3 separate regions of the Homo sapiens genome follow, and all the other regions are linked to region 1. Evidence: chromatin loops called from intact Hi-C (ENCODE). Cell type or tissue: heart left ventricle. All regions are shown on one strand.

Region 1 (8,000 bases):
TATGTCTCGGAAGAGCTAATGGTTTTATAAAAGGGAGTTCCCCTGTGCAAGCTCTCTTGCCTGCTGCCATATAAGATGTGCCTTTTCTCCTCCTTTGCTGTCCACCATGATTGTGAGGCCTCCCCAGGCATGTGAGACTGAGTCCATTCAACTTCTTTTTCTTTATAAATTACCCAGTCTCAGGCATGTCCTTCTAGCAGTGTGAGAATGGACTAATACAGATGGCCTTATCCTGTTTTTCCACAGAGCTATCTGAGGTACTATATAATCATCAAAAAGAATAAGGCAATTCTATAGGTATTAATGTAGGATTAGAGCTAAAATACTATGCTGAGAAAAAAGTAAGCTACAACAGTTTGTTTCCATCTATTAAAAATGAGGATGGGGATATATATGTATGTATGAGTAAATGATTGGACAGCTTAAATTATTTTTGAGAGAATATTCAATAAAACAGTAAAAATAGCTGTTTCTGGGAAAGGAAAATGGGTAATTAGGGCTACAGCTGGAAAAAAGTAACATTTTACTTCTAGTTGTTTTTTTTTTTTTTTTTTTTTTTTTTTTTTTTTTTTTTTACAAATCACCTATATGTATTAGCTTTCAAAAGATTTAAAAATTAAAAATACTAGATTGTCAGCGTCTGAAGTGATAAAATACTTTATGCTGGTGCCTCCTCAGTAACAGACATTCAAAACTACAGTCAGCCCTCAGTGTTCATGTGGTCTGAATCCAACCACAGATAGAAAATATTTGAAAAAACTTTTTTTGGTGGGGCACAGTGGCTCACACCTGTCATCCTAGCACTTTGGGAGGCTGAGGTGGAGGACTGCTTGAGCCCAGGAGGTTGAGGCTGCAATGAGCTGTGACTGTGCCTCTGCACTGTAGCCTGGTGACAGAGTGAGACCCTGTCTCAAATAAACAATGTTTAAAACACAGACACACACGGTATAACAGCTATTTATGCAGCATTTATGTTGTGCTAGGTATCTGTAACCTGGAGATGATTTAAAGGGTAAGGAAAGATGTGTGCAGGTTCTATGCAAATATTATACCACTGTATAGCAGGGACTTGAGCATCTGTGAATTTTGTATCCTCAGGGGTGGGGGGAGGGGGTCCTGGAACCAATCTCCCTTGGATACCAAGGGACGACTGCACTTCACTGACCTTGTTGAAAGCAACTGACATCACACACACCAATGAGTGCATGTAAAAGCAGTAAAATTGGAATAGGTTCTGTGGCTAGGGGAAGCTCAACGGTACTTTGTCAGCTGTGATGCTGCTCTACAGTGATGGGGGATGCTACCACTGGGGAAACTGAAGGGCACGCAGGCCTCCCTGTACGTTCTGTTGCAACTTTCTCTGAGTCTGTAATTATTTCTAAATAAAAGGCTAAAACAAAACCACAACTATGCCATGTAAAGGCTCACATGTAAATCTATGTTCTAACTATGGTGCTGCTCTAACCCCCCCAATCTGAGTCATGCCTTTCCTTGCCTATTTCCCCATCTATAATTGAGGGCGGGCGACAGCCTTCCAGAGTAAATTAAGTCACAGAGGGAATCCTGAGAGGTGAGCAGTAGAAAGAAGACTTCTGTCAAATTCTTTCTGAGCCTAAAATAAAAACAAAGACAACACACATCCAAGTCTTTGCCGGCTTTCCTTGGGTGCCTGGCGGGGCCACAGGCTTCAGGCAGCACCTGGCTTCAGGTTCCATCCCAATCCCTGCAGAATGGGAAGAAGCCATCCGTGAGCATGAGCAGAGGGTGGGAGTCAGTGGTCTGCAAGAGAAGTGGCGCTTGCTCATGCTAGACGCCTGGCCTGGTGGTTTGGGTACATTGGCAACCAAACTGCCTACCTGTGTGTTCTGGTCCACAGGGAGGTGCAGGCAGGTTCTAGGATCCAGGGTTGCAAGATCAGGCACACTTTGGGGCTGACATAGGGGACTGTCTGACATAAACACATTTCAAGTCCTCAGCTGTGTGTGACTTCATTTACCAGTCCCTTCTTTTGCTTTCTTGAAGTCACACTCAGTGTCTACAAGAGCAGTGGAGACAGCTGCAGATCTGTGTTTAGACCTGATGAGCAAGTCCATGAAACAAACACAAAGCCCAGACACTGAAACCATAGCATTAACACCAAAAAGCCGGCCGGGTGCGGTAGCTCACACCTGTAATCCCAGCACTTTGGGAGGCTGAGGCAGGTGGATCGAGACCAGCCTGGCCAACATGGTGAAACCCCATCTCTACTAAAAATACAAAACCTAGCCAGGCGTGGTGATGCATGCCTGTACTCCCAACTCCTTGGGAGGCTGAGGCAGGAGAATCGCTAGAACCCAGGAGGCAGAGGCTGCAGTGAGCCGAGATCACGCCACTGTACTCCAGCCTGGGTAACAGAGTGAGACTCTGTCTCTAAAGAAAAAAAAAAAAAACCACCAAAAAGCCAAAACAAAAATAAGCCTCCCCTCCATGGTTTTTAGAGCCTCCTCTGATAAAGGAAACACACAGCGTGTTAGCTAGTATCTTTTATTGTCAGAACTTCTGTGAGCCAACAAACAGTTTTGCATGGTTGTACACAAAGGGACAAGGCAAATTTCTTTTTTCGTGTGGGTAGACTTAGTTGGCCCAAGTCCTTAAAACTTTTCCATATAAAAATAAAAAGTCCAAGACCAGATTATTTTTCTTCTGGTCATAAATGCTGATTTATTTACAGGTGCCTTGTTCAGACCACCATTATAAACTTGGGATAAAATATGTGTGTATTAAAGCCTCAGCATTTAATGTCAGGGTCCTTTGAAGATTCACTCAAGTGTTAAGACGTTTCTGGAATGCAGCGTCTCTCCCCCATAGTCAACATGGTTATTATATCTGTAATCTATCCAGAATGATAGAAGCTAACCTTCCAAGTAACACTTTGTTTTTAACTTAAATCTTTTAGACATGAAAGACTCCAAAATGACTTCATTCTTGTTCTAAAACCAGCACTGGAGCCAGCTGTTGAAGAGTGGTTTATAAATACAGTTATCTTGTAGGCTGCTTATCTGTTTATAATACAGCAGACACAGATGGCAGACTTTGCTACATGTAAAACAATGGAGTCAACACGTGTTTTTCAAAATACAGCAAAGACAGGAAAATCCAGGATTTGGGTTTGTTAATAAAACCACCTTATAAAGTAACAATTGAGACTATAGCTCTGCATTATTAAAATATACAGACTGTGTACACCATTACACATCCTTTTTCCCTTTGCTTTTTAATGCTCATGAAACCATGATTAAAGTGTTGAGTTTATGAACACATGCACGAACAGGCAAGCACGTACACTTAAAAGATGAAACAAAGAAAAAAGTTGATTCATGTCATTCCATGAGAAAGGCTGCCCGCAGCACTCCAGCTCAAACACACTGTCCCCTCGAGCTCTCCATCCCCCTTCCCACTCCCTCACCTTCCCTCAGATTCGGGGAAATCAGGTTGGGAGGTTAGTGCATCATTGACAGAGAATGCCCCCCTTCCACGCTCTGTTAAGTCTCCCCCAGAAGGGGGAAAGGCAGTTCCCTTCAGTAGCACAGTTACGGTCGATTAGTGTTGGTTCCACAAGTTAAGGCACTTCCGGCTGCTTTGGTGGCAGCGTGGTTCCTCCCCTCCTTTTTTAAGGCATGTGTCCTCTAAGAGTAGTAAAGCTTTGGAAACTGTGCAGACTGTTAAAGTTGACAGCTTAATACAGGATCAATGAAGGCGGCAGGCAAAAGGATCCTCGGAGACACCTCCCTCAGACCAGAAGCTTCCAGAAAGCCTGGGCAGCTCTGTGTTTGTTTTGGCTGGGCATGGCACACTGGAGCCAGCCTAGGCCAGAGGGTGGTGCGTTCAGGTAGCAAAGACAGGTGGGCTCTGTCCCGCCTTCACCTGGAGCTGCCCTGGCTGCTGGCGGAGCGTGTCGTGCTGTAGCGCTTCTTCACGATCATGCTGATGTAGGCTTTCATGAGCTTGGCCACATCCACCACCTGCCCAGGGGGAAGCAGAACCGACACAGCGTCACAAGTCTCCCCCAGGCAAAGGGCCCTGCCTAATAATCCAGACATTCCCTGGGCACCCTCCCGTAGCCTTCCATGCTAATCGACGGATCCCATTTTGCAGGAAGCCAGAAGTTTAACCACTTTCACCTTCCTCATCAGGGAAAGGTGGAATCTCAGCTTTTCCAAATACAATGTGCACCACCTGGTGGCACAAACGTGCCAACTTGGCTTGATGGAAACTGTCAGACTTTGCACATTAAAATCCAGAACTAACCGAGGACGCTGAAGTTACTCGGTGTCAACAGTGCTGGGATTACTATCCCCGCTTAAAATAAATGTGAAATGACAGAGTCCACAATTACAGCCTTTAAAGACTGGATCATCTAATTCTAGTCAACTCCTTAGGAAGCAGCTGAAGAAACAAGATAACTGAGGCCCCAGGGGCTGGGAGAGCGGCCAGCTCCCCAGACGCCAGGCCAGCTTCTGCTCCACACCAGCCACCTCCTCCAGCTGGGATCTCCATTAGCTCCCTCCCATGATGTCCCCGTCATTGCCACCCCTTCTCACAGCTGGCCTGGATCCCTGTGCAGGCATCATAACCGGCTTCCATATCCCTGTTTGCTCTCTTCCCTTCCAGTCCCACCCCAGAGATCACTGTCTGTAAATTCACTGTTATGCCATGCACAATCAAAGATCCCACAGTGGTTCCTTGTTGTCTACTGGATCTCACCAAATCCTGCAGCCTGGCACCTGGGACCCTTGAGTCAAGGGCTCTCCACCCTCTTCCCTCTCACTGCACGACTCCCCATCAGCCTAGGGAACCTACAATGCCACATCCTCCAAGCAGCTGGAACGCCCTCCTCAATGCCTCTCCATTCCAAACCAGGCAGCAGGTGATTCCTCTCCACTCACCACGTTGACTTGCTAGCTGTTCCCTTTGTGGAAGCCTCAATAAGCTTCTTGTATTATATTTTTTAAACTTGGAGGCTGGTAGCACATATATTTAGAGGCCTTTTAGTGTGTGTGGTTTCACAATCCAGAATGAGCTGCACCCAGGATGGTCATGCTCCCGGCTCCCTCCTGGTCTCAAGAGGCCACCAGAGCCGAGTCTCACAGCTGTGACACCGCTATAATTGCTAACTAATTTTCATAAGGTTTTGTTGCAAATAATATACTTTTTCAGGGACATCTATGTCACTTCCCTTTCTCTGCCTTTCCTCCAAGGGTAAGACTCCTTGGCAAAATGGAACCAGATTCCTCTGTTGCAAAAGTATACAAAAAAAATATGGTGATCTCAGATTTTGGCCTGCAGGGAACCGGCAGCTGGAAAGGGACCACCACACTGTATTTTCGTGTTTTGAAGAAAAATATTCAAAGAAAATGACCTGGTCAAAGGCATGAGGAAATGGGGTCCTGTTTTTCTGTTTTGTCAAGACCATGAATAAAAAGATGAACTTGCTTTGCCTCTTACCTCACTGGTTTCAAAGAGCAGCTCCCTCTCATCGACCACGATCTTATACGTATTCGCCAGGGGTGCCCCAAAAGAGAGGATGTGTTCATACTGGAAGACTTCCAGTGGTCTTCCCTCTCCACGCTTGTAGACGGAGACGGCGTCCGCGCTGACACCCAACCAGAGTTCCTGAGGGAAGCCACCTTCCTTGCACTGGTGGGCAAGAGTCAACAGAAGAGTTAAGTCATGAAGTGGTTGGCAACAGAAAGCATCTAAACCATAAGACAGGCTTTGAGTGAAGTCCTCTGTGCAGAAGATTAAATATATTCGATGTGCATGCATGCATGGAGGGGCCTGAAATATGAAAAATGGCACCTCTCTGGCTATCTTGATTTCTAACTAGTTAATCTCACGCTTTTGGGAAAACCTCACTAACTGGCAGAGTCTAACATCTTGCTTTGACTCTCCACTTCTCAGCATTATTCTACTAGCTGTTTGGATTAGCTACGTGGAAGTGGCCTGGAAACGTACATGCTTGGCCGGGGGACTTAAGGAAGCTTCCCTGCAACCCAAGCCAAGTCTACTCTTGTATTAATATCTCCAGTTCTGCCTCCAATCCTCTTTGCGGATGGTTAGTCTTCAAATACAAAATCTAGGATCACAGAGGAAAATTCTCCAAATCACGCATGCTGAGCAGTTCTGGCTCCTCTTCACAAGGAGCAGCAATGGCCTTCCATATGCAGAGTGGGAACAGGGACTTTACCAGTTTAACTGTAGACTTTCCTGTACAGATTGGTGGAAGAAAATAAGACCCCATATGAAGGGGCTAACAACACAGGGCTGATCCAAACCTGGACAAGCAGGAGGGCTATAAATTGGAGACGCTGAAAAGAGTCTCTAGTTTATATCCCTAATAACCAGACATTCTCTGCATCCTCCATGCAAAAGCCAGTAGCTTTCTTTTTTCTTTTTTTTTTTGACGGAGTCTCACTCTGTCGCCCAGGCTGGAGTGCAGTGGCGTGATCCTGGCTCACTGCAACCTCCACCTCCTGAGTTCAAGCGATTCTCCTGTCTCAGCCTCTCGAGTAGCTGGGATTACAGGTGCATGCCACCACGCCCAGCTAATTTTTTGCAGAGATGGGGTTTCACCGTGTTAGCCAGGATGGTCTCGATCTCCTGACCTCATGATCCGCCCGCCTTGGCCTCCCAAAGCGCTGGGATTACAGGCATGAGCCACCGCGCCCGGCCAAGCCAGTAGCTTTCTATGCTAATTCACAGCTCACGTTTTGCAGGAAGCCAAGAGTTTAACTGCTATTATCTATTCCTTGTCAGGGAGAAATGGAATTATGGCTTTGTACAAAGCACCTGATTTTTTTATACTTAAAAACAGGCATAATTGAACCAACCAAACCAATCAAAAACATCACCTAATGAAAAGCCACCCACGGATTCTAGAATTTATAATATTTAGAATTTTATACAGCCTCAATATAAAGTCATCAGATATACGCTGAATTACTGTGATCATAAAAAATGGAAGCTAATCTAGACGATGAGCTGGCACACTTATCTGTTAAGGGCTGCATAGTAAAGATTTTTAGACTTTGTGGATCACATGGTCTCTGTCACAACTACTCAACTCTGTACAAAAACAGCCAGGGAATATATCTAAAGGAATGAGCTTGGCTGTGTTCCAATAAAACTTTGTTTAGAAAAAAGGAGGCAGGCAAGATCTGACCCACAGACCAGTTTGCCAAACTCTCATCTAGACAATTAGTAAGATTTCTTTTCAATAAGCGGTCTACTTAAAACAAAACAAAAATCAGTACTGGGTTGATGCCAATGGCTAAATTCCATTACGAGATAGACATTCTTCCTTTCAAACAGATGGCTGTAAAGAAAAAACAAAGTAAAATGCAAGTATATCCAAAGTTTCTAATTTGTATATACAGCTATAACATTTTTTTAAATGTAGATTTTTATCAGTGTTTAAAAAATTAGATCTATAGCTTCCCTAAGGAAGGGTAGAAGAATAGATGACATCTTAATTTTGCATTCATTCCTAATATTACAGATGTGTTTACTACACAGGAGAAGAGAAACTGTGAGGAGAAGGGAGGCGTTAATGGTACAATTCTGGGGGCTCGAATAAAAGAGGTTGAGAGAGCAAAATGCTCCATCTTGTCTTCTCTCCACATGAACTTGGCCGTGATCCATGTTCTCAGATGCCAGCACCCAGCCCACCCCAACACACGGCAGCCAGTTCTCACCTCCACATCAAACAGCGTCGAGCCATAGCCAGGCCACTCCTTGATCAAGGCCATGTACTTGGCCATGGCCTGTTCCTGGTTCATTCCCTGAAATTTCCTCCACTTGTCAATGATACTGGCTCGAGCAGAGGAGACTTCTTCCTTAATCCACATGTCCAGCATCTGCTCCTCCTCGACCTTCTGCCGGACCACGGATCCTGTCCGGAAGCTCCGCCTCAGGGTCCCCTCTAGGAAGCTCGTCCGCCTCTTCTCCAGCCGTTCACAAGG
Region 2 (8,000 bases), 180 kb before region 1:
AATATATTTTGAATAGTAAGGCAATTTGTAAATTACAATTCCTTTTTATAAAAATAATTTTAATCCAAGTTTAAATGAGTGCAATAGCATATTTTAAAAGGGGGGAAGTATACCATTTTCCTTCCTCTTTGTTCTTTCAGCCTCAACTAATGCTCTGGAGAGTCACTGAGCTACCAGTTGTCCAGGCTGATGTTATTCCTGCAGGTAGATTTCCTGTCTGTCAGAAGAAATGAACTTTTGGGGATGGTTTATGCATCCATTAACTCTACCCACTCTTGAATCACTGAGCAAATCTGTTTTCAGCAGGACCATATCTGGCACCAGGTTTGCATACCCCATGATTCCACATCTATTAAAATACTAAGTGCATAGCTAAGAAGCAGATATCTGTGGCAAAATCTTGCCACAGATATCTGCTTAGTGGGAAAAGATTTTGCACCAGAGAGCAAAAGCTATATGGCAAAGGAAATATAAGGTTATTAAAATGCAGTCTGTTTTCTCAGAATAATATAGATTTGCTGCAAATTGGCACAGACAGGCTAAGCTACTGTTCAGTTTAATGGGACCATGAAGATGACAGAAAACATTTTAATTTCTGCTCTCTATGCATATTGAATAATTATTTAAGGATGCATTTGAACTGTTTGCCCAATATAATTCTAACAAAAATCAATGAAAAGCTATAATGGAAGGATTTGTTATTTTCTTTTAAACATTAAGATGGAATAAATGAACAGTTCATAACTCCTGGCCTCAAACAATCCTCCCACCTTGGCCTTCCAAAGTGCTGGGATTACAGGCATGAACCACTGCGCGAGGACAAAAAAATATTTTTTTGAATGAATAGTACTTTGTACAGATGCTGGAACTTTGTTCTAATATCATCTTTAGGATTCATGTCTTGGAAATGACACCATATCCATATTTGTTTACATATTTTTTATTACTGCTTAAGTAAATGTCCCCAAATTGTAAAAGAGCCTAGTATAATACTAAATTGTCACTATAGAGATAATGTTAGAACAAAGACTTCATATAACTTAAAGTGTTTTATAGAGATTACTATGAAATAACTAAAAACTCTCTTTAGCATTTAAGGAAGGGTCTTATCTATTTTCCACAGGGGACTTCAAGTGGACACCATCTATCCACTAATTTATTCATTTATTCAATAAAAAGTTATTAAGTTCCCCCTTTGTGTCTTGCATCACACTAAATGTGGAAAATACTGTTATCAAAAACTTGAATGCTGGTAGCACTATTCCTCTGTGTCTATAGATAAACACTATTTGCTGGAAAGAAAGAAAAAAATATGCAATCTTTGACTATCTTCCATAGTCATAAGAAAACACTCTTAATTATATTACATTTTTCCCTTTTAAAAAGCTTCATATAATAGTTTTTTGGGACAATAAATTTCATCATTACTTACATTTTTATTAACACAATAAATTATAATTGATATTTGAATTGTTATAATCACAAACAGAAATGAGAAATTCATTGTGTACAACCTGAAAATAATATCTAACCAAATGGGTTTGTAAAGAGTAATAAGTGTTTGAGATTAAAAATAAATGTTCAGATTGGGCTGAATAAAATTTAATCGAAATATATATGATTTAAAAAGAAAATGTAAGTTCCAGGGTGAAAAAAAGATGTCACTCCACATCTTTTCTTCTGGACCAAAAACAGGTGCTCCCTGGGAGTTTAACAATAGTTTTAAATTGCCCAGTGATTAATTCTGAGTACCATAGGAACTCACATTTCTATAGTCTTCCAGTGAGTTTACCATTAATTTATGTCACCACAGTTCAATTTAGGTTATACAGAATTAGATAATTTGTCATGAGACGGGACATTTGATGTCAACTTTTCAAATTCCCTTATTTTATAGGTGAGGAACGTGAAATCCAACTTTTTGCAGCTAGTATGAGGCAGAGCCAAGACCCAAGGCCAGGACTCTGGGTTTCCAATACAGTTCTGATCCTTTAAAATGTGTGCCCTCTTCAAAGGGTGAATACATTCAATGATATTCTTTGAAGAGACCACATGGCAATTCAGAATGAGAAGGAGCATTTCATGTTCCTCACTCCTTCCTAGAACCAGAAGAGATGAGGTGTGATTGACCAATACCAACGTGCCATCATGCAGGACCAACCCTTTCCAGGAAAACAGAGCACTTCATGTGCAGAATCCAAATACTCAGCAGAAACCAAGATCTACGCTTAGTGGTTGGTTGATGTTTAACACAGGTGTCATCTGCACACACACACATACACACGCTGAGTTGCTACGTAATGAAACTCTAGGTTTTCCCAGAGAGCCTTATTTGGAAAACACATAACTAGAAAAAAGATCTCCTGTGAATGCTGGGCAAGGCTTGGGGAACAGATCTTTTCCATGGTGTGTAGCTGTCTTCCCACCATCCTTGGCACTGATCACCATGCAACATAAGGCCCAACTAACATAAAAGGAAATGAAAATACCTAAGGCTTCAAAACATTTTGAGTTTGTACTAAGTTCCTAAACAAACAATACAAGTCTTCTGTGACTGACGCTCAACTAAGGGAGAAAATTCATTACCAGTAGCTTTATTAATATTTCCTCCTTAGTTTCAGAGAGACCATGCACTTTCCAAGTTCAAAAGGAAATAGGTTCTTTGGTTCATCTTTCTATCCATCTCCCCTCCCTCTCGCCAGCCTTCCAGCTTTCTCTCACACTCTTGCCTTCACTAAGGAGTGAACTCACCACACACTCCAGCCACAAGATAAAGACCATTTAAGAGTCACCCCCGATGACCATCATCCCCAACTTTCCATCCTCGTAGCCAGTCCAGTTCAAGTAGTTCCCAGGGAGAAGTCACTACAAGCCCCAGCCTCTACATGGCCATGCCATCTATCAAATGGGCTTTGCTCAAGGATCTGTAACTGTAAATGACTCCCAAAAAAGCCCCAGCAGATGCCATCTGGTTAAGTTTTCCTTCTTACGGAAAAACTAGTCAGGTGTTTTGATGAAGGCCATTCTCCAATCAAGCAATTCTTTATCAAAGAAGCCTAAGCCAGGGCAAAGTCCTTTTTCAGCAGCTGAAGAATTTCTGGTTTTACCTGCCAGTGAAACTCTAAGGGAATAAAACATGGAAAGATGGCTCCTTAGATAAGCAAACTCACTTTGTCCACAGAAAGGAGCTTTGGCTTCTCAGTAGAATTTCAAACCAACATCCCTTCTTTCTTCCTCCCTGTCCCTATTAGAATACAATTTACCATATACATTGGGAGGTCTGGCCAAATAAGCCCTTCATGCAGTTCCTGCAGCTGTAGTTGTGAGACACCCAGGGCACTGTTTAAGCAGCAGCTGTGTGGGCCTTACTGAAGAGATGGAGATGGAGCAGGCCTGGGTGAGGCTCAGAAATCTGCATTTTAACAGGTGTCCTAGATGATGCTGAGGCAGGTGTGTCTTACCTTAAGAGTCACTGTGAGAAATACCCTTGATAAAGTAACACTGAATTCCTGTCCTACAAATAAAGAGGAGGGAGACTTCTGCTTCTGGGCAAGACGGTGTGAGAGGGAGCTGATATACCCAACCCACCTGAAACAAAGAAAATCTATGCAACAACGATTTTCAAAACTCTGGGCATTAGGCAAGGAAGGACAGTGACTCCTAAGGGATGAGAAACCAATAAGGGAGTTATGTGATCACCCAGCTCGCTGCCTTGAGTGTTTCCTGGCCTGGGAGCAGGGGCAGCAACCCAGGTACCACCTGGCAACTCCCTGAGTTGAGGAGACATTGCTGAGGGTCCAAAAAGGAGATCCAAGGGGCCAGAGTTTGCAGGACCCAGTGCCAGAGAGTAGAGCACAGTACAGAGGGAGATAAAGGGAGAGGTCTGATGTGGGGGATTCCTGGAGTCTTCAGCTGAGGCTTTGCTGGCACAGGCGTGTGAGGAGCCCGGAGGCCAGGAAAGAGCCATCAGAAAGGACTAGAAGGAACAGTGTCTTTGGCCAAGAATGACACCTAGTCCCACCAACTAGACCGAAAAACTTCAAAATTCACAGACATGGGTAGAATACTCAGAAGGGTCTTGCCTCAGTAGCAGAGAATAATCAGTCCTAAACTAAATGCGGCTCTGGTCCTAACAAGTCTTAAAAGCAGACCTTAGGCCGGGCGTGGTGGCTCACGCCTATAATCCCAGCACTTTGGGAGGCCGAGGTGGGCAGATCATGAGATCAGGAGATCGAGACCATCTTGCCCAACACGGTGAAACCCCATCGCTACTAAAAGTACAAAAATTAGCCAGGCCTGGTGGCATGCGCCTGTAGTCCCAGCTACTCAGGAGGCTGAGGCAGGAGAATCACTTGAACCCAGGAGGCAGGGGCTGCAATGAGCCGAGATAGCGCCACTGCACTCCAGCCTGGGCAACAGAGCGAGATTCTGTCTCAAAAAAAAAAAAAAAAAAAAAAAAAAAAAAAAAGCAGACCTTAAAAGGATCAAACTGATTTTAAGTGATTCAACCGCCAACTGTAGGATACAAAGTGGTGAGTTTTGTTATGAACAAAATAACTCAGTCAAACTGGGATGTGAAGCAGTTCACTTATTTTACTTTTATGTGTATCTTTTAAATTATCATGTACCTTTGTTCCCTTAAAAAATATAGTTATCAAAACAATGTTTAAATATTATAAGATTTGTCTTTGTGTAGTTTAATGCCTGCATAATGGAATTTCTAATGCACTTGGCTGGCAGTTTCAGAATGCAGCACACAGTATTCTCCATTAGGGGGTTCTGTAAGACTAAGAAATAGGACACTCTTGTGCTCTTTAAAAATAGATTGTAATTCTGTAAGACAGAACATGTGCTAGCAGCCTGTTTCATCCCTTTCACCAATAGTATCTTTGAGCACTAGAAAAAATAATGCTGCAACAAAATGAATCTTGGCATAGAAGAAATACTATCTCATTATCATTTAACTTCTGTTCGTTTTAATAAATATGCAGTGAATGTACATTAACTGTCACCATTCCTGGCTCTGGGACTGAGGGTTGACTAAGGCACAGCCTGTAACCAATAAGTTAAAGTGTACATGTGACCCAAGAATGATGCAAAGCCTACACACACTGGTGATACATGAAACTCACCTTTAAAAAATGGCATTTAATTGTATCTAGGGCTATTGGAGATACATGAATTTGAAAACTATGTTGGGGATTGGATATATGAGGAGAGCTTGTTAAATGTAAGATCTTTTCACTATTGTACATTTTACAGGACAATGTTTTAGCATATACTAATGAACTTAAAAGTGTTTTTACAACTCAGTTATTTTTGAAAGCAAAAAATTATATTTTTAATATATCAAAGCTAAAATATTTTCACATATTTCTTGAGCTTTAGATTTGAGGAGATAATTACCAACCAGAGATAGGAAACCTGGAGTAGATGGAAAAAGAGAGGGAGGGAGAAAGTATATGGGAGGCAGGGAGAGAATATGAATGAATCCTGATAGTCAGGTTTGAGTTCTTGGGTCCTGTTGGGCCCAAAAGGCAAGGTGCAAAGCAAATCCACCCATGGACATCCCCCATAATTGGAGCCAGTTCCCTTGTGCCTTAAGCTGGTTTCTGGCATTTGTAAAACAAAATAAAGTGTCCCATGTTTCAGTGGGAGCAATGGAAAATTGTTTAAAATATCTTAAATTATGAATAAACGTAACTATTAAAAAAGAGTTATAAGATTACACAGATTACTATGACAGTTTTATTTAGGTGGCAATTTGTAGTAGAAAGGAAAGATGCAATTAGGTTATATAATAAATCAAGCAAAGGCAGTTTGTTAACAATTCAAATAAAGGGGGTTACAGGCACCATAAAAAAGAATAGCTAACACTCACCAGGGGTCAGGTAGTGAACAGCATCTTATAAACTTACTATCTTATAAACTTACTACTTACTTCAATCCTTACAACCAACCTGTGAGTGAACTACTGTTTATTATTCCTGTTCAACAGATTGAGAAAGTTGAGGCCCAGATACATTAGCTATCTTGTTCAAGGTCACAGAATGAATCCACAATGGAATAGGGAAGTAATGCATAGAACTGGGAATGCTCCTAATGTGGGGCGAGATACAGAAAAAACACTCTCCGGATTGGAACATGGGGACCATTGCAAAGATGAGTAGGGAAGCACATTAGGGCAGTGCCACAGGCAGGATTATGGATCCCTAAATGCCAAGCTACACAAATAGAAATCAAAATAGTTAAAAAGCGGCTTTGGTTCCCAGGTGAAACTCCTTGGTCCTAAGGCATCTAGATTCTTATTTTCTCTCTGAACCCCTCCAGCTGTTCCTAAATTAGTACCCACAAAGTGATTCCATAATCATGAACCCAACTTCACAAACTTCAATTACAACACGTGCCCATAATAACCATGACCATGGCAACTATCTGCTAAGCTCTCCCTGTGTGCCAGGCACTATGTTAAGCACTCTGCCCGCACTGTCCCAATGTCCTCCACATGATCCCCCTAGGACCCCATCCCATTACGATACCCTGCAAGGCAGGGTTATCTCCATTTTACCCAAGAGAAAACTGAGGCTGAAAAGGGCTTGAAACACAGCAGATCTCCTGGTTACCGACCACGACCGTCGCATCTGGTAACGTTCTTTCAGGGCAACTATGAATTGCAATTAATTTATGACATTTGTAACACTGACTCCCTATGAGACTTTAAATCCCATGAAGGAATTCTTGGACAGTGCTCTGTCTTCAGTAGCTAACAGAGCTTGACATCTATGAGGCACATAAAAATACTGAATGAATATAAACAGTAAACATCCAAAGAAGAAAATATCAAAAATAATTAACAGTGGTTATTTGGTGGCACCATGTTTTTAATTCACTTATCCGAATGTTTCTATACATTACGTGTTGGTAATAATTAGCATGCATTCCCTCATATGTATAAAAATATACAAAATAATAGACAAAAAGTCCTATTAAAAATCTAGAAAACAACTGTCATCTATAGGGAAGAGTTTTGTTTTGTTCTTTCTTGCAAATGGGCAGTTAAAATGCCTTCAAAATTAGCTAATTAGGAAATACGGGCCAGGCACAGTGGCTCACACCTGTAATCCCAGCACTTTGGGAGACAAAGGCGGGAGTATCCCTTGATCCCCAGAGTTCATGACCAGCCTAGACAACATGGCAAGACCCTGTCTCTACGAAAGAAAGGAAAGAAAGGAAGAAAGAAAGAAAGATGCTTCATATATTCCAAGACTTTCTGGAACTGAAAATCGGTATTTCATATGAGATTTCTGCGGGCAAAACTTGAGCCTTAATGTGTGACTTGGGGATCCCTGGATCCATGAGTATCTCCTGCGGGCACTGTTCCCACATGGCCCACCAGCATTTGTGATACCAGTAGAGAACAGAACTGGGCCCTGACGAATATCCAACCTTCACATGAAATATCAGAGAAAAATGACTCCCTTTTTGGTTTTGCTTTTCAAGTTTTTGTAGGGCAACTGCACCCCGCTGGAGAACATTTTCAGACAGTGTTGTCCTCTCTCTCTCTCTCTCTCTCTCTCTCTCTCACACACACACACACACACACACCATTCTTGTTAGGTTTTAACTTTTTCACATCCTTATGAATTTATAGTGCAATAATCATTTCCAAAGATGTTTTGATTTCTGTTATAATACCTCCAGAAAGTATACATTATTTCACACTACTCATTATTTTATTTTCAATTTATAAGAAATGGAAGTTGAAGCCAAACAATATTTTTCAGAAAGTTTGCTAAGTCACCATTCCATATTGACAAACTTAAAAAAAAAAAAAAAGGATTTGTTATAACTCGTCACCTGGCAACCATGACAAACAGCTGCTGCAACCATCACACCTATAAATATGCTTTGGCTTGGAGACCTTTCATTCTCAGCTAGTGACTAAGGGTCTCATGCTCTCTACTGGTAGTGGACATCTGTTGATGCTAATTCCTGTCGAA
Region 3 (8,000 bases), 110 kb before region 1:
CAGTTGGCAGTATTTAGAGGAAAAGCTTTCTCTTGAATTTAGCTACCTTTCTGATACTGATAAAATTATCGATCCCATATTCTAACCAGCTTGAGGAAATTCATTTATTACAAGCTGTGTATTCCTTCACTGTTGGAGGACTGTCATGCCTTCATCAAAGAACAAGACGAATTTATAAGCAATGTGTAGCTAACTTTCTAAGTGCTCTACACAGAGAGCACAAACAAACTCCTCAAACTGGGATCACTTCCCCCCCTATTTCCACTAGGGAAGTAGAAATGGTCCATCTCAATCACCTATGTATTTATTGAACCGCTCATATATTAATATAAGTAAAACTGTGGAGAAAGGTGGGCTTTTCTATTCCTGTTTAATAAAAACTTGGGATAGTCCTACTTTGACCCCCTAGATCAGTTTCAGGCCTATTTCTCAATTTAAAAATAAAGTTTCTGTTCCATTTAGACATTCTCTCAATTACTGAGTCTTCATTATATATTCCAAGCATGATACATCCATTAAAATCCCTTGGAAGCAAGATTATTTCATCCAAACTTAGCCCCAGGGGAACAAAAGTATTTAAATGTGCAATTTATTCAACATAAACAGCAGTTCTGACTTGAGGATGTTCAGCTTAATAAGCTATGGAATTCAGTTTTCGTGCCACAGCAGATGACTCCTGAGTCATGATTGAAAATATCACTCATTTTAATAAAGATTGTAATAACTGGCCCCCCAAAATAAGGAAAACATCAAAAACAATCTAGAACATGTATTTTCTGTGTTCGTGAAAATATGATGCAAAATCTGAGGTCTGTAGTCCAGGAGAAGTAAATAGTGAAAGTACTGCTCGGGCGTTAAAGTGACATGAGATGGCTCTGAATGTTATAGTTTAAAAATACTCTCCAAGAATACAAGCCAAATGACTGCAGGATTATAAGTCCTCTCTCCCAGTTGTTCAGGTATTAAAAACAGGCACAAGTAAGAATAACCTTCAACAGAACTAATAAACAGCACGTGAGTAATAATGCAATACACCCCAGTGAGGATACTACACCATGACACCCCAGTGAGGATACTACACCATGTATCTTTTCCTCTTTTTGCCAAATACCTCTAAATAATAATGTCGACTTCCTTCCTTCTGCATAGTCCCTCCTCTTTAAAATTTAAAAAAAAAAAAGCGTTAAAGGAAATATGATTTAAATGTCAAATTAAGGGCACATTCTTGGGTTCCTCCCTTAGAAGCAATGCTCTCACTGCTGGAGGTACTGATGGTGCCTAGAATTCAACTTCCCCAGCTGCCATTACAGCATCTGCAGTTACTTAATGCTATCGTCAATTTTCCAATATTTATGGATGATGAGCCACGCCCATCATCTGCCAGTCCACCTGTCCCCCAGACATAACTCTGCCCCCTTGTGGCAGATCAGACTCTACTGCAAGCTGCCAGGCTGCATGCAGAAAACACTGCCTGGTGGACAAAAGCCATCCAGCCCTGCTGCATGCTTCTTCCCCTTCACCTACAGAGTCAGCTCTCACTATTTTGAAAACAAAACCAAACAAAATAAAACCGAGCTGCTCCCTACTCAGAATAATCAAAAGACGGGAACAACCTGAATGTCCGTCAACTGATGACAAAGCAAAATGTGGTCTATCCAAATGATGGAATAGTATTCAGCCATGGAAAGGAATGTAGTGCTGATAAGAGCTGTAACATGAATCAACCTTGAAGATATTATGCTAATTCATATGTTGCATGATTCCATTTATATGAAATATCCAGAATAGGGCAAATCCATAGAGGGGGAAGCAGTGGTTGTCAGGAGCCGCAGGGAGGAGGATACGGGAATTGACTGCTTAATGGTTACAGAATTCCTTTTGGGGTGATGGAAATGTTCTGGAACTAGACAGTGGTGATGGTTGCACCACCTTGTAAATGTACAAAATGTCACTCAGGGTAAATTTTATGTTATATGCATTTTATCACAATTTTTAAAAATAACAACAAAAGCCATGCTACTCTTTTCCCGGTCACTGTTTCATTTTTCTCCATTCATTTACCAGCAATATTTTCCAAACTGTGATTCACACTACCTACCTCCATTTTCTCAGCCCTCATCTCATCCTCAGGCCCTTGAATTTGGTTTTTCACTCCTAAAAAGCTCCTTCCCCTCCTCCTCCACACATATAAACAAAAAAACATGGAGAACTGTTGATAAAGGCCTCCAAAAACATTTTTATACAATCCAGTGACTTTCCCTGGTGCTCTTAGAACCCAGTTAATGCTGACTCCTTAAAACACTCTTTTTCCCTGGCTTCCAAGCATGGCATCTTCATGACTCTTCTTGACTACCTTGGCCATGTTGGTTCATTTTTCATCAAACCTTCTTATTTCTACTTGCCCAGTAAGGACATTCTCCCAGGCCCATTCTTGGCTCCCTCCCAAAAATGTTACCACCCCATGTCACTCTAGCCCTCCTTGTTTCAGGATAAGCTCTCCCACAAATCAGGGTCAAACTTCATTCTTTCATAGATGGAGACATGAGTTGGAAAAACTGCCCTCTACATTTCCAAATCAAAGCTGGTTCTTTCACATCATAAGAAATACTAGATTAGTTTCCTATTCCTGCTGTAACAAATTACAAATTTAGTGTCTGAACACCACAAAAATCCATCATCTTGCAGTTCTGGTGGCCAGACTCTAATCTGGGTCAGCTGGGATGCATTCCTTTCAGAGGCTCTCGGGGAGATGGTGTCTCCTGGCTTCTTCCAGCTTCTAGAGGCCACCTGTTTTCCTTCACTCATGGTCCCTAGCTCCATAGTCACAGCCTGCAGCCTCGCATTGTCTCTCTTTGACCTGCCTCCTTCCTAAAAGAACCTTTGTGATGACATGGGGCCACCTGGATACTCCAGGATCATCCACCCATCTCAAGATCCTTGATCCCATCTGCAAAGTCCCTCCTGCCATCTGAGGTCATGTATTCACAGGTTCTGAGTTACGGTATGGACTTCTTTGGTGTGGATGGGACTATTCAGCCTGCCCCAAACACACAATGGTGTGGAAGACGTTCTTTAGCAGCTACTGCTCTTGTACACTCTTCTAACAAGCAGGAACCTTTGCCCTCAGTATTTAACAGGTTAATTTATGCCTGGGAGCCAACAACTCACTAATACCCCCTCTTTCCACACAATCACTTGCAAATTAAGTTATTTTCTAGGATTCACAATTCAAGATGATCTGGAGTCCTCAAGAAAAGGAAAATACTAAGTCAAAAGACTAAGTCAAAGAGCAAGGAGGGAAGGAAAGACTTTGGAGAGCACAAGATAAACAACATTCAAAAGATTTTATATAAGACAGTGGATAGAAACAAACAGTAAAAGGGTCATGAACTCAAAGTACCATTTAGTTCTTAGAGACCTCACAGATGCTTAGCTTGTTTGTCAACTAAAAAACACAACCATTTGTCATTGATTCATGTCATTCATTTGTGAATTTCCTGCCCACCCCCACTTTCTCTGTCATATTCTCCATTGATCTATCCTTCAATCACTTCTCTTAGTTAGTCCCTGTTAATTTTTTTCACTCCCCCTACTACTCTAAAACATATGAGTATCCATGCACACCTGTGCACACAGGTACAGGTATAGAAGTCACCTTTCATCGGACTTTCTTCTTGTAACTAGAACAACGTTAATGCTTTTGCCCTGCTGGAATGTGTAGGTACTAATCACACTTTGGAGCCACACGGCTGGGTTCTGCAGTAGCCAAACTATTCTTAGCTTCTCTGAAACAGATGTCCCATCGCTCACACCCCCTCTAGTGGCAGCCAGCCCTAGAACAGGGCTGAGCATGCACAGACTAAAGACAAAAAAACCTCCCAAGAACTCACAAGAATATTTCCATGCTAGGTGTCACAGCCCTTGTATTGGTATAAATTTTACACAACCTTTCAAATATACAATATTCTGGCTTTGGGAACTGTTCACTTTAAGCATTAGGCATCTACCTTTTTCCTTTAAATGACCATTTGTACTGCCATATCGTAAACTCAGAAACAGAAACAGTGCACACTATGGAAAAAAAAATCCAAAGTCAGTGCAAAAAGAGCAGATAAATAAGTTGTGATATAGTCCACATGATGGAATATCGTACAGCCACAAAATATGAATGAACTACAGCTATACACAGCAACACAACTGATCTTTTTAAAAAACGTGTAAGAAAAAAAAACACTAGTCCTAGAAGAGCACATAAATATGGTACCATTTTGATACACCTCAAAAACAAAAACTTTATTTAGGGATACATATATGTGATTTAAATATATAAATATTCATACTTGGTTTAAATATATACATGTTTATATTTTGTTTAAATATATATCTATACTTTGAATATATAAACATTTATACCTTGTTTAAATATATAAATATTTAGATTAGATTTTGTTTAAATATATTTAGATTTTGTTTAAATGTATGAATATTCATATTTCATTTAAATATAAGCGCGGCTTTTTTTTGAAAAGCAAATGAATGAGGAGCACAAACTTCAGGACCATGCTTGCTTCTGGCAGGCAGCAGGACGGGGTGGGCGGGGGAGCAACTGTATCAGTCCTGATTGGATAATAGGTTCATGTATATTCATTTTATTATGTTTTACAACTTATATATATATTACAAATATCATTCAGTATATTCAATATGATCACTAACATGTACCTAAGGAACATATACAGGTAGGCCGACAGACAGACAGACCTGCCCACTGACAGAACCCAGGGATAGGTTGTTGAAAGAGAGCACGATATTCTCTCAGATTCCCTCTTGTTGTCCAAAGACTACAGTTCGGACCATGAGGATAAGATTTAAATCTTATTCTGGATAATGCAAAGAGTTTCCAAATCTTGAAACATTTTTGGGTTTACACCTAAGTCACCAGAATATGCATTCAACCCTGTCACTTGTACCTGGAGGCTGAACCTTTGAGCTTGCCTCTGAGCCTCAAAAAGCAAGAATTTAAGAACTTTGATCTCACCTGACCTTGGAAATAAATCATTTTTCTTCACCCCAATCCTGTGAGACTTTGTGTCAAAAGACACTCGGCCTGGCTGGGCCCCCCACCTGGAATGATGCTGACATTTCCGAGGCTGGAACCTCTCCGTTGAGCCTCGCTTGTTTCTCTGGACTTTGTCCCTGACCTTGGATTCCTATGACTGGGCCGTGCCAGTCTCTCTCCTGTAACCAGCGCCTGCCTCTCCACAGCAGCTTGGGAGCCGGAGCCCTGGGCACTCAGGTGAACTAAATGCCAGGTGCTGCTGCCTGCAGAGTGCTGGTTGTCACCTCCCCACATTCACCCTGCCTGCGGGCACACCCTCTTTTTCATTGAATGTCTTTTGTTTCCCCTCTTGATAAAAGAATGTTCATTATAGGAAAAATAATGTAATAAGGGTGAACAAAATCAAGAAAATAAAAAACACTTATATTCCCCTCACCCTGAGATAACTACATTTATGTACCAACATACAATTATGATGTACTGCGCATATACCTCACTGCGCTTACTTTAAATCTACAATTTTTGATACAAAATTAACAATAAAGGATGATCTTTCGTGTCCCTATATATTCTTCTACAACATGATCTTTATTGGCTACATAATATTCCACTGATCCCAGTCACTATGGCTACATACCATGAATAACAAAATAAAACAAAACTTACTGGTATAACACAATGGTCACCCTCACACAAGCCCGGGCCTTGGGGCCTTTGCACTCCCTGTTCCTGCCGCCTAAAAGCTCTTCATACAGACGCAATCTGCAAACTCACCTTCAAGTTCTTGTTCAAAAATCTCCAGTAACATCTTTCCTGAGTGCCACATTACAAACTGGACTCTCCCTGGCCCCTCACCACTCCCTACTCCCTCTTCTGCTTTAGTTGCCACTCAACCCATTTCACCATCTAACATCATATTGCAGTAATTATTTTCTGACTCACTAACTAGAATATAAACTCTACAAGGACAGGGTTGTCTATTTATTAATTTATTTTTATTTTTGAGACAGAGTCTCACTCTGTGACCCAGGCTGGGGTGCAGTGGCGCAATCTGGGCTCACTGCAACCTCCATCTCCCAGGCTCAAGCAATTCTCCTGCCTCAGCCTCCCAAGTACCTGGGACTACAGGCGTGAACCAACACACTCGGCTACATTTCTGTATTTTAGTAGAGACGGGGTTTCACCATGTTGGCCAGGCTGGTCTCAAATTCCTGAGCTCAGGCAATCTGCTTGTCTCAGCCTCCCAAAGTGCTGGGGATACAAGCGTGAGCCACCACACTTGGCCTGTTTTTACATTTTTTCCCTTTCACAAATGCTGAGAAGATGGTCTGACAATAAAGGTACTCAATAAATTTCTGTTGAAAGGATGGACGAATGAACAAACACATATGTCATTCTACAAAAAGACTGCAACAAAATAAACTAAAAATTGGAAAGTGAGTTTAATTTCTAGGTGATGAGTCTCTAAGTGATTTGGGTATTCTTCTGTGTAGTTTCCTTTATTTTTGATTTCCTAAATTAGCACTGTATTACCTTTACAATTGGGGAAAAATTAAAGTTATTTTATAAATGCTACTAGGCAAATATGACTACAAGTAACAATGTTTGGGGACTATAGATAAATAAATAATAAGAGAAATAGATTTCTAACCACCTGCAAAATCTTAATTTGTATTCATATAACTGCAACACAGCATAGGATGAGTTAAGAGAAATGTTAACTACTAATCATTTTTTCTTTTATAATTTAAATTTATTGACGCAAGCATGCTATTAGGTAACAATTATTCTAGCCGAGTTATTTTCCATATTTATAAATGAACTTCACGCATTTCAAATCCATAATAACTCAGGATCTGCTAACTAATCAAACCTAATAAACCTGGGGTTATGAGAATCTGAAAACACTGATAAAACCATCAGAGTTTTACCTTTCATTTGTTATCAAGCAGCTGTGTAGGCCCAAGGCACTGCCACAGGAAACACCTTTTTTTTTTCTTTTTTTTTTTGGAGACAGAGTCTCGCTCTGTCGCCCAGGCTTGAGTGCAGTGGCGTGATCTTGGCTCACCACAAGCTCCGCCTCCCAGGTTCACGCCATTCTCCTGCCTCAGCCTCCGGAGCTGGGACTACAGGCACCCGCCGCCACGCCCGGCTAATTTTTTTGTGTGTATTTTTAGTAGAGACGGGGTTTCACTGTGTTAGCCAGGATGGTCTCGATCTCCTGACCTCGTGATCCTCCCGCCTCAGCCTCCCAAAGTGCTGGAATTACAGGCGTGAGCTACCGAGCGAGGATGAAGTAGCCCCAAAATAATGAAAAATGGGTGACTGAACTCATGTTCAATCAGATTGTCATAAAATTACATTAACTTAAAGGAATGTCAAAAACGATCCTGAACAACAAAAATTATAAATTATAAGAAAATATAACATTGAATATCTTTTGCTTAGGGAGTTCTGAGTATTACATCATTGATAAGTTACCTAATGTCCACTGCTGCCAGACCCACCTAAAATCCTGGATCCCCTAGTTTCCTGTTTTGACTTGACAAATCTGAATTTAAGGAGAACATGTTGCCTGTGAAAGGAATATGCAATCAGGTACGGGTCTGAAAAACGTATCACCCTCATCAACAGAGCAACTAGGATACGATACGCACCTCTTGTTTCATTTTATTTTTTTTGAGATGGAGCTTCGCTCTGTCACCCAGGCTGGAGTACAGTGGCACCATCTTGGCTCACTGCAACCTCCACCTCCTGGGTTCAACTGATTCTCCTGCCTCAGCCTCCCAAGTAGCTGGGAATACAGGCGCCCGCCACCATGCCTGGCTAATTTTTGTGTTTTTAGTAGAGACAGGGTTTCACCATGTTGCCTAGGCTGGTCTTGAACTCCTGATCTCAGGTGATCTGCCCGCCTCGGCCTCCCATAGTGCTGGCATTAAAG

The links. A loop is a pair of places that touch in the nucleus more often than their neighbours do. Peaks named below come from ENCODE experiments on the same cell type or tissue, not always from the same donor. Only the 100,000 strongest peaks of a DNase experiment are listed, where the experiment ranks them.
Region 2: it touches region 1 in a loop (11-fold over the local background); 63 of 110 quality-filtered maps call a loop at or near these places.
Region 3: a loop joins it to region 1, with 12 times the contacts of the local background. A loop is called at or near these places in 29 of 110 quality-filtered maps.

What each region holds. Positions count from the first base shown.
Region 1 is chr5:16,662,793-16,670,792 of GRCh38, forward strand. It overlaps MYO10 (myosin X), which reads right to left. Exons shown (of 41, transcript NM_012334.3): 39 at 7,734-8,000; 40 at 5,485-5,676; 41 at 1-4,001. The coding sequence ends at 3,900. Among named protein-coding and RNA genes, the nearest start is that of RETREG1, 50 kb to the left of the region's middle. In heart left ventricle, a CTCF peak has its summit at 4,232; DNase peaks (open chromatin) are centred at 3,943 and 4,529; H3K27ac peaks cover 650 bases.
Region 2 is chr5:16,484,648-16,492,647 of GRCh38, forward strand. The region is part of intron 3 of RETREG1 (reticulophagy regulator 1); the gene reads right to left. Among named protein-coding and RNA genes, the nearest start is that of ZNF622, 23 kb to the left of the region's middle. In heart left ventricle, a CTCF peak has its summit at 4,748; no DNase peak of the experiment used is centred here; H3K27ac peaks cover 2,429 bases.
Region 3 is chr5:16,549,108-16,557,107 of GRCh38, forward strand. The region is part of intron 3 of RETREG1 (reticulophagy regulator 1); the gene reads right to left. Among named protein-coding and RNA genes, the nearest start is that of RETREG1-AS1, 63 kb to the right of the region's middle. RefSeq lists a silencer at 3,613-3,907. In heart left ventricle, CTCF peaks have their summits at 1,425 (motif pointing left) and 3,825; a DNase peak (open chromatin) is centred at 3,804; H3K27ac peaks cover 1,955 bases.